Regions from separate parts of the Homo sapiens genome. Here region 1 is linked to region 2. A link is a loop called in an ENCODE intact Hi-C map of the cell type or tissue named here. Cell type or tissue: A673. All regions are shown on one strand. Each heading gives the region's core, and the rest is flanking DNA. Links, peaks and the distances in the headings are about the cores only.

Region 1 (5,383 bases), core at 74-5,073, 180 kb before region 2:
CAGACTTCTCAGAAAATGGCAGCAGGATGTGGTAAACCCGCTTTGAATCTTAGGGTCATGCAGACCTGGTGTGCATTCCAGCTTTACTACTTCTTTTGTTGTTGTTGTATTTTTTTTTTTTTTTTTTTTTTGAGAGGGAGTCTCACTCTGTCACCCAGGCTGGAGTGCAGTGGCGTGATCTCGGCTCACTGCAACCTCCGCCTCCCAGGTCCAAGCAATTCTCCTGCCTCAGCCTCCTGAGTAGCTGGGATTACAGGCACATGCCACCACGCCCAGCTAATTTTTGTATTTTTAGTAGAGACAGGGTTTCACCATATTGGTCAGGCTGGTCTTGAACTCCTGACCTCAGGTGAACTACTTGCCTCAGCCTCCCAAAGTGCTGGGATTACAGGCGTGAGCCACCGCGCCCAGCCCAGCTTTACTACTACTGAACTGCATAAGTGGGCAAGTGATTTATCTCCTCTACACTGCTGGTTTTTCCTCCAAAAGATGAAGATAATATTTCCCCTGAAAGGAGGTTGTTGTGAAGATTAAATTAGATAATACTTAAAGCACCCAGCCTAGTTACTGTCGACATAGAGGTCCATTAAATATTAGTCTACCCCTGTGTCCCCATTAAAGATGAAAAAACCAAAGCACCAAGAGGCTAAATGTCTTAGCCCCTGTGACCCAGTGTGTTCCCCTAGACTTTGTAGTCAGTCCTCAGGCCATCTCCAGATGAGATTTTATCCTTGCTGCAGTTAGTAGTCTAGGACCTAAACTTTTCTCAGTTCTCTCTTAGCTAATTTCTGATCTTCTCCCTCCTGGGATCCTGAGAGAGAGAGAGCTACTGGAAGCCTTTATGCAGCCTCCCTCCTTTCTTGCTTAAAAGGATAAATGAGGGAAGGAGAGGCTAAAAGCTCCCTTGGTCATCAAGAGAATTAAGGCGAGGAGAAGGGGTAATGTGGAGGGCAGAGATCAGTGGCTCAGGTCACGCCTGCTCTCCAGTCAAGAGCCTCTTAGCTCTAAGCCACCCACTTAGGTACAGCAAGATTCACTTAGTGGCACAGTCTAGAGTCACATGTGGTATTAGAGCTGAAAAAGACCATAGAGATTATTACATTTTCAGCCAAGCTTTATATGTGGTAGATGAGGCATCATAGGGAGATTAACTTGCTCAGAGACTCTCATTAACAGAGCTGGCCTCAGCACCCCAGGGTCCTGGCTCCCTGTCCTCTTTGCCTTGTACCACTCTGACTCCCATGACCTTGCTAGTTCTCTGCAGAGCCATTGGCCCTGGAACTTGGCATAGTCAACGCTACGGTGGTGAACTTTACCCTCCCACTGCCATCTTCTCCCCAGTACTCTTGCTCTGCTGTGTACCACTTAGGCTTCTGGCTACCCACGACCCCACACTAAGGTGCCTTCTCTAGGCAAAAACCCAGGTCCCAAAGCTTCCCCTATGCCCATTTCTCTATCAAAACTCACCTTTCCAACATCCTAAACAACTGTAAGATTCAAAAGAAAGTCTGCTATGTAATAAACTCCCCCATGTTCATGACTGATAGTGGACTCAAATGGTTCTATGGTGGTTTCTTTTTAAAACTGATCTCCTAGAGAAATGAACCTTTACTCGAAGGTTAAGGCACTTAAGGTAGAATTCTGGGAATTCTGAAGCAGAAAATCCTCCCAGCACACCTCCAAGAGTACAGTTGAGACAACCACCACCATTGCCACCATGTGATACTAGTCCTGGGTTAGAGGTATGTGTGTTTTCAAGCACTATCTTGATAATGATCTGGTCTCTTTTATGTATCTGAGAAATGCCCTTCTTCTTATCATACCAAATCTAAAGGCATTCATCTCCATTTCCTTGGAGCTCTCTTTTAATCCATCTCTCCTTTCCACCCAGTGCCTGCAGTCAAGAGAGTGCAGGAAAGGCGAGGAGGGTCCCAGCTGCCCTGTTACTGCTTCTTATAGCAACTCCCGAGGCAATTACATTCACCCCTTTCTAAAATTCTCAAGCACCAAGTTTCAAATGCCTCATTCCCACAGGACTTTACCTCTTTCTTACAATGCTGTCTAGGTAAATGGTAATAATGAAAATGATGGTGGTGCCAGATGTAATGGGTTTCTTCTCCACGTTATGATTCATGGTGGTCTGAGGGATAGAAAGAGCCCATTTGGATAAGCACAGTAGTCAAGAACTGAAGTTTATGCCTGCTGTCTTGACATAATTATTAATAGTGCCTTTCACTCTCAAAAGTGTCCTGGTTTGGGTGACAAACTATTTGGTCATCCTATTAGGAGCACAGGCTTTGAAGTGGATTTGACCTGGGTTCAAACCCCAGCCTGTTTCTTACTAGCTGAATGACTTTGAACAAGTTACTTAAGGTCTATGAGCCACAGTTGCCAAATCTACTGATAGAGAATACTATTAGCACTGAGTTCACAGGGTCATTTGGAAGGACTGGCCTTGCACATTGCCAAGCACATGGTAAGATTGCAACGTGAGTCACCTCCAATTCTAAAGTTACAGAGCATACATTGTACAACTTCATTTGTGGACTCACCTAGGCAGGAAAGTAGACTCTTGAGGATGTTTTGCATTGGAAAAACCTGGACTTGTAACCAGACAGACTAGCATTCAAATCCCAGCTGCACCACTCACTAGTTCTATGACCCTGGGAATTTAAATGACCTTTCTGAGCTTCACCTTGTTCATCTGTGCAATGGGGATTAAAATCTCAGAGTTGTTGTGAAGGGAAAATAAGATAAAGGTATTAGAAAGCACTCCATATGAACTCAATAAATGCTGCCTCTTATCATTACATTTGCCCAGGTACACATCCAGGGTTCACTGGTAAGGGAAGAAGCAGATCTAGCCCTGTGCTCTTTCAGTTATATCTTATGGTCTCTGGGGACTGCATTCTTCTTCCTCCATTGATCAAAATGTTGTCCTAAGCCATCGGCATTATTTCCCACTCTAAATCCTTCTCAAGCTCTCCCCCTCTTTATCATGGAAATTAGAAACAAGAAAAGGAAGCATCATGATGACATGCAGCTGGCCCCAGGGTTTTTGGATTAGAACCAAATTTCATGTTTGTGGAACTGATGTCAATTTGCTGGCTATGTGACATTGGGCAAATTACTCCACCCCACTGAGCTGCAATTTCCTCCTGTGTAAAAAGAAAATAATACCCTTTGCAGGGTGAGCAGCAAACCCAAGTCATTCTAATTCCCAAGCCCATGCTTTTAACCTTTATTCTGCTTCAAGTTCAAGAGCTGTTTAGTCTCATGGCCATTTGGGCAGCAGTTAAGATGATAGCAGGTAGTGAGACCAAAGTTTCTGGACTAGAACCTACGTTTCAGGTGCATGGGATTGAATTCAAAAGATTGGGATTTGGGCTAAGGTATGAAGTATGACGCTACCTCATTCGAAAATAGTGTACAAAGCATCTGGCCTGTTTTTTGTTTTACATAACTATATCCCTGTAGCATAAACCATGGCCCACCAGCCAAAACCATCCTGCCACCTATTCTGGTAGCGTTTTACTGGAGCAGAGCTATGCCCATTAATATATGTATGCAATATGTCTGCTTCCTTGGAACTATGGAAGATTGAATTGTTGCAACAGAAACTGTATGGACTGCAAAGGGTAAAATAATGTGCTATCTGACCCTCTACAGAAAAAGGTTGCAACCCTGCTCTAGGGCATAATACCACTTTAAGTTTTAATAATGATAATTACAAGAATACGTGGTGCTGAGTGCTTACTCTATGCTGAGTGCCGTTCTATGGCTTTATATGTATATCTTATTTGTACTTGCAATAAATCCATGATATACACAATTATTCCTATTTTATGAGTAAGGAAACAGACAGAAAGAGGTTAAATAACTTGCTGGAGATCCAGTGGCTGGTAAATGGCACAGTTGGGATTCTAACCCAAGTAGTGTCAAGTATTACATTTCCTTGGAAGTTTGCAAACACATTTTCTTTCCTGATCAACTTGACCACTCATGATATGAGAGACAATTTTAGATGGTTCATAAACACCTTATTAAGAAACATCCTCTCCTATGGTGAGAAAGCCATTCCCTTTCAAGTTCACTTTAACATGACAAATCTCCCTTTTAACAGAGAGAGTGAACAGTCTTTTCACACACAGCAGTACCTTGCTAAAATTTAACTTCTAAATTAAACTTTTAAACTTAAATTTTAAATTATATTTAAAATTTAATATATTTAAAATGTATTGCTTCATTTCATAGCATGTATTTTTTGTGGTCACCTTTTATTTGTGGAAAACAATCCTTGTTTTCTCTTCACAGCAATTTCCTTTCAAAAGAAATTTATTTAAGGATAAAAAAATACAGTCGATTCAGATATTAAGACCATGTTAATAATGGTGCCGAGGGTGTGTAAATATGACACAAATCATGACCGTGGTACAGAAATGAATGACAGAGACCAGGCGCAGTGGCTCATGCCTGTAATCCCAGCACTTTGGGAGGCTGAGGCAGGAGGATCACTTGAGGTCAGGAGCCCAAAACCAGCCTGGCCAACATGGTGAAACCCCATCTCTATTAACAATACAAAAATTAGCTGAGTGTGGTGGCGCACACTTGTAATCCCAGCTACTCAGGAGGCTGAAGCAAGAGAATTGCTTGAACTCAGGAGGCAGAGGTTGCAGTGAGCTGAGATCGTGCCACTGCACTATAACCTGGGCAACAGAGCAAGACTCCATTTCAAAAAAAGAAAAAAAAAAAAAAGAAATGAATGACAGAGATAGGAAGCCCTGCCCAGAGCACTGGCCCAGGAGTAAGGTGTCGTAGCCCTCAGCCCAGCCAGCAGCAGTTTGGTATATGGCTGTGGACAGATTGTCCCCTCCCTGAGCTCAGATTCTCTATCTATTGAGTAAGGAGTTTAAATTAAATTATCTCTAACATTCTGTGGCATCCTAGTTTCTTCTTCTTGGCCTGGAATTTACTATACTTTAACTCGAGCCAATATTAAATGAGACGTGTTAGAGATCCACCCTTTCAAGCCCCGTAAAGACAAAGGACTCCACTGCACCCACTATGTCTTTTCCTCTTTGAGTGAGTCTATTAATTCCTATCTAGATTCCTGCCGAAAAAGGTGAGGAGATAAATGCATGTAGTGCAGGATTCAATTTGTGCTTCTTGCCTAGAAATTAAACAGGTCTGGGTTGGTCCAAGGTGTTTACAGGAGAAAGATAAGTTCTTTGACATGTCCTCATTCACAGCGATTCCACCTGGGCCCAGCAGGCCTTCTGATGGGTTTTCTCTCCCTTTGGAGGGCTCTGTGTCTGCTCACCCAGAGACAGCTGTGGCCATACCTCATGATGGCTGGGGAAAAAAAAAGAGAAGGATTTTTATG
Region 2 (5,383 bases), core at 296-5,295:
CTAATATATGTACAATATAGATTTCCTAGGGTCTTAACATAGCTTCCTGGTAAAGCAATGTTACATTTATCTGACATCATTAGGGAGTGAGGTTTTTCTTGATGAGTAGATTTTGCAGATATGTTTGTGCTATTAAGATTTAAATCTGTTTTTAAAAATCTTTCTTGAAACACTTCTTTGCACTACCAGAATACGCTGTTACAATACATAAATTAACATTTTCTGAGCCTTTTTGCATCATGCTTCTAGAAGTTAAGGTATATGTCAGCAGGTACAAAAATCTACAGAATAAATACGGCATTTCTTTTCAGGAGAAGAAGGAAGAAAGGAGTTAGGAAGGACTGTAATTTTTATATAAAAATAAACATGAGTATGTTATGAAATAGAGTGCAAAATTCTTAGGGATTTTTGAGATGAAGCCTGAATTGATTCAGGCTACTATCAATATGCCACCTTTCCCTCCTCTCCCATACCTTTCTCTATGTCCATGAGCCTTTAGAGAAAAGTAGACCCAGAATGTACTGAGAGCCTGTGTCTCCAAACTACAGTGCTTTTTTTCTTATTCAGTGTCTATTGTCTTGAGCAGTTCTCCATCACTGCTTATTCCTTACATTATGCTAGGGAATAATTGGGCATTGCCGGGGAAACCAGATAGTCAAACTTTTTTAAATGAATAACATTAAAATCCACACACATATACCTAAATCAGTAGACTTGGCAAGACAAGAGTTCTGTCCTTTTTCTATAAAATAAGTTCAAGGCTGTGTGACTTGTCTAGTGAGGACTCACACTGGGAAGAGATTGGTGAAGTCTTTGGGATTCTGATCACAGATAAATGGAGTATCCACTGGCCTGGTCACTGATTCTAGCCTGTGACCCTTGTCACTTACACGGATGTGGGCTTTCTATGCTTCTTGACACTAGTGCAGAATGATCAGCCTGTTCATCACTGTAAATGATTCTTATTTCCTGCTCTTTGGACTTTTCCTCCAGGCAGGTGCAGGGTATTATGGCCTGGCTATTCATGACTATTTGAAACTCATGGCTTTGATCATGAGGTTGAATTGCTTTTGGTCCCCACTGAGGCCTGCCTTTGCCATATTTAAAGGCCAATCCAAACAAAAGTCCAATTGTGTTTCTCATGAATGGTGATTAAAGTGTTTTTAGTTACAGAAACTTTTTTAAAAAAAAACTCTTAATTTGAAATAATTTTAGATTTACAAAAAAAGTTGCAAAAATAATTCTTTGTACCCTTTACCCAGCTTCCCCTAATGTTAACATCCTACATAAGCATAGTTTAATTATCTAGACTATGAAATTATTGAAACAATATTATTAACTTATATACCGATTTTATTTGAATATCAGCAGTTTTTCCCATTGATGCCTTTTTTATTTCTTTTTCTTAAAACACATTCAACCCATTACATTTAGTTCTGGGATCTCTTTAGTTTCCTTCAACCTGTGACATCTCCTCAGTCTTTTGTTTTTCATGACGTTGGCACTTTGGAAAACAGTAGCCAATTATTTTGCAGAATATCCCCCAGTTTGGCTTTGTCTGATGTTCTCTCATGATTAATTTGACACATTTAGGCAAGAATAACACAGAAGTGAGATGTTTACCTTCTCCTTGCATCATATCAGGGCATAGTCCTGACATCTTATTATGGGTGATATAACTTTGATCACTTAGTTAAGGTGATGTCTGCCAGCGTAAAGTTACCATTTTCCTCTTTGCAATTAATAGGTATCTTTTTTGGAGGTGCTTTGAGATTATATGAAAATCCAGTTGCAGGAACTATTTCTTCAAATGATATTTTATGTGAAAGTGTAGCAAAGAAAACAGGTAGAAGTGAGTTATGTTGATTGAAATGGACATGAGACAGGGCAGCAGCCCAGCAGCCTCTCCCACCTCCTCCCCTAAAACAACCACTGAGTCACTTCTGTTGAGCCCCTAAGTCTCTGTGGAATGCTGGTTGAAAATCATGGCTCTAGGTGTTGGTTTTGGCTTTTGGTTGTTACAATTCTTACATATGTTATAAGCCCCTGCACTCAAAATGTTCTACAAAATTGTTTTCTTCCAAATTGAAATTAGCAAAGTTAGTTCTAACCAACAACATGAAGTATAACTGATACCAATCAGCAAACATGTATTTAGCACCTTTTGTATACCAGTCACTGTGCTAAATCTAGGGAATATAAAATTCATAAAACACAGTCTCTTCCCAGCAATCCTACATCTTTTCTTTCAGAACAGTGAGGACTTTATAATCTAGACCCAAGGAAGAAATATGAAGGGAGAAAACAAACAAACAAACAAATTGGCTTTTTGGAGGGAAATACACTTGTGGATGTTTTGTTTGTTTTTTGTTTGTGTGCAGGGGCCACTTTGGCCTAAATGGCTGTCATGTCATAGTCAAAGTACTATTTCTCCTCTGAGAAGCATATATTCTTTAGCAGAAAATAAAAGAGAGAGACAGTTCTAACCACCTCCCCCCAACCCTCCCAAAAAAACCCACCCTTAGGTGCCTTTGATTCTCTTTCCCATATTTGAAAGGATCCAAATCCTTGTCCTTCATGGATGAGGTGTTTTAGCTGTCCATAATTACATTATTATTCCAGACACTGTCGGAATGCTTCTTGCTGAGGAGGGAGGATTAGGCCAAGAAGGCTGGAGCAAGCGTGCAGCCAGTCATCTGCCCCGTGCCTGGCAAAGGAGATTATGACTCTGGAACTGAGGTTTCTGGCTGAGCCTTTGTTACTTAATTAGTCTCCTGTCTCTTTTCCCTTTATGACAGTGGCAGAATCCAGGATGCACCCCTTTTTAAATGAATGCAAATGTTTCTAACAAAGTTTTATAATCATTCATTTTAAACAAATCAGAAAATATTCAAAACCACTCTAGTTGCAGGGAATTCAGAGACAGGAAATAACTTTTAAAAGCATATGTTTCTCAAGGGAGTAAAGTAGCAAATACCATCCCTTTAAATTCTGTTTAACATGAAGCCTTTGTTGACTGCTCGTGATGGTTCTGCATAATGTAATGCTCTTTTAAGTGAATACTATTTAGCTTCTTCACGTGAGTCAATGCAGCCTCATGGATGTGTACATTTAGATGCTGATCACAACCAGAAGTCCATGTATAAAATGGTTACAATTTAATTAACTGGTAATAGATCTAATGCAGTGTCACGTTAAAGGGAATGTATAAATACTGCTTTATGAACCAGCCTCTGCAGAAAGTGTAGACACCGGCCATTCTGTCTCCACTTGCTTGGGATGAGTTATGGGATAGCCCTATTAACTGCAAAGGAGTGTGAAATTGGGCTGGGGCGGGGGTGGGGACACCCATTGTTAAACAGCTGTGTCCAGCCAATCAACCTTGAAGAGTCTGACTTCACAGGTCAATAAAGATTTCTGACACTGTTAATTTCATTTTAGGAGACACCATTGAAATTCATCAATCATGCCTTGTCTTTGCTTTTGATGGAGAAAGGAAGAGAGAAAGTTCTGATGGCTCATAAGTAGGTTTAAGCTAAAAGAAAAAAAAACAGCATTAGTTCAACCTATTCACCTTACAGGTGGAGAAACGGAGCTCCAGAGCAGGGAGGGACCCAGGCTGTCCACACTGTCCAGCAACACCACATACTACTGGTGAGGTCAAAGACCTCGGGGGTGTTACTCAAACCCTAAGATCCCTTGAGTCTTATCTGGACTTGTTGCTTTAGGAGATGAGCCCCTTGGACACTAAAGTGCATTCATTCCACAGTTCTGTGTTTAGCACCAAACAAGGGAAAATGTGTTCCATTGCTTTTCTTCCACCAGCTAAGCAGGCCCTAGGTGAGAGTTTTATTCCTACTACCGGAGGTATATATCTCCTGCTGCCTTGGTAGAATGGAAGGAAGGAACCAGAGGTCTCATACCTTCTGTGAATGACACCTGAGGCAAATCCCTAGCCAAGGTTAGGGCCCCACACATGGACTCCCTGTATTTCCCTTAGGAAAGTGGTGCTTACCTGTTATTGTTACTTATTGTCTTCCCTGCCCAGTTGAAAGCTCACAGCAAAAATGCAAAATCCGTACCTATTTAGCTTACGATTGTGCCATCAGGGTCTAGCATAGCACCTGGCACTTGGTGGATGCTTTATGATTATTGCCCCAGAATGAATGAATTAACCTCAGATCTGTGAGCCTTCCTCTGCAAAATGGGAATGATAACATCTATCTGCCCTATTTGGGGATGAAGGAGATAGCATGTATGGAAGAGTCGTGGGATACTCCATAAAAGAGAAGAGATAGTTCATGTGGGTTACTGGTAGTATTACCTTGTAGGCTTTAGCTGTATTGCATTTAGCTCTTCCTAAATTTTCCTTTGACAAGGAATACATTTGAGTTATTTTCGGTAACATTAACTGACAGTATCCTGCCTAGAATGGGAGACCCCTAACATTTAAAGAAATCTCATGTGCATTCCTTTCTCCCGCATTGTAGATTAGGGAGGGGCCCAGACAGGTTGATTTACCTGCCTGGCATCAATGCAGGGAATTTGGCTAAGCCAGAGCTAGGTCACGGGACCCCTCCTTCTGTCCCTCTCAGCTCAGTGCTTCAAATCTTCATTTCTGTTGGAGAAGCTGTAGAGTATTTAATTAGCTACAGTCTGAAATGTGATATATGTCAGCGCTCATTACTGCAGTGGGGCTGGTAGGTATTATTCTCCAGTGCTACACCCCATTGTAGTTCAGTGACCCCAATTAACTCCATCACTCAAGACAGCCCAGCCAGGCAGGCATCACCAAGGGCCACTTGAAGCAGGTACTCAGATTCCCTAGAGTCCATCAGAAACGCTCTTCTCCACCTCAGTCTGACCTGCTGTCCTTCCCCTGAGCCTCCCTGTTGATGCTGAACAGAAGCTTTAAGAGGTTGAGAAGCATTTACCAGGTAAGAGCCACTAGGTCATTGTGCTCAGCACTAAGCTGGGCTCCATTTTATCTCCCTGGAGGCTGCACCCTCAAGACCCTCAAGTTGTCAGTGCAATGGGCAAGAGAAGGGTGCTTTAGGATCCTATCAGAATCAGGAATAAATCCCTCTTCTGAACTAGACCCCATTTTTATTCTTTTAATGTTAACATCAGGAAAGGCAAAAGAAGACTGGTGAATTGGTCCAGATTAAAGAAAATGAAAGACACATGGTAACTAGATATAATGCAGAATCCCTGATTGGATCTTGGTTTGAGAAAAAAAAAGCTATAAAAGCAATTTAGAGACAGACAATAACAAGTGTTGGCAAGGACGTGGAGAAATTGGAACCCTCAGACATTGCTGGTGGTTCTATAAGTGATGTAGCCACTTTGGAAAACAGTCTGGCAATTCCTTAAAAGGTTAAAC

The links. Peaks named below come from ENCODE experiments on the same cell type or tissue, not always from the same donor. Only the 100,000 strongest peaks of a DNase experiment are listed, where the experiment ranks them.
Region 1: it touches region 2 in a loop (3-fold over the local background); 1 of 110 quality-filtered maps calls a loop at or near these places.

What each region holds. Positions count from the first base shown.
Region 1 is chr5:154,075,450-154,080,832 of GRCh38, forward strand. No RefSeq gene overlaps it. Among named protein-coding and RNA genes, the nearest start is that of MFAP3, 39 kb to the left of the region's middle. In A673, for the core only: no CTCF peak of the experiment used is centred there; a DNase peak (open chromatin) is centred at 3,042.
Region 2 is chr5:154,257,726-154,263,108 of GRCh38, forward strand. All of the region lies in intron 1 of GALNT10 (polypeptide N-acetylgalactosaminyltransferase 10), which reads left to right. Among named protein-coding and RNA genes, the nearest start is that of GALNT10, 70 kb to the left of the region's middle. In A673, for the core only: no CTCF peak of the experiment used is centred there; a DNase peak (open chromatin) is centred at 2,816; H3K27me3 peaks cover 879 bases.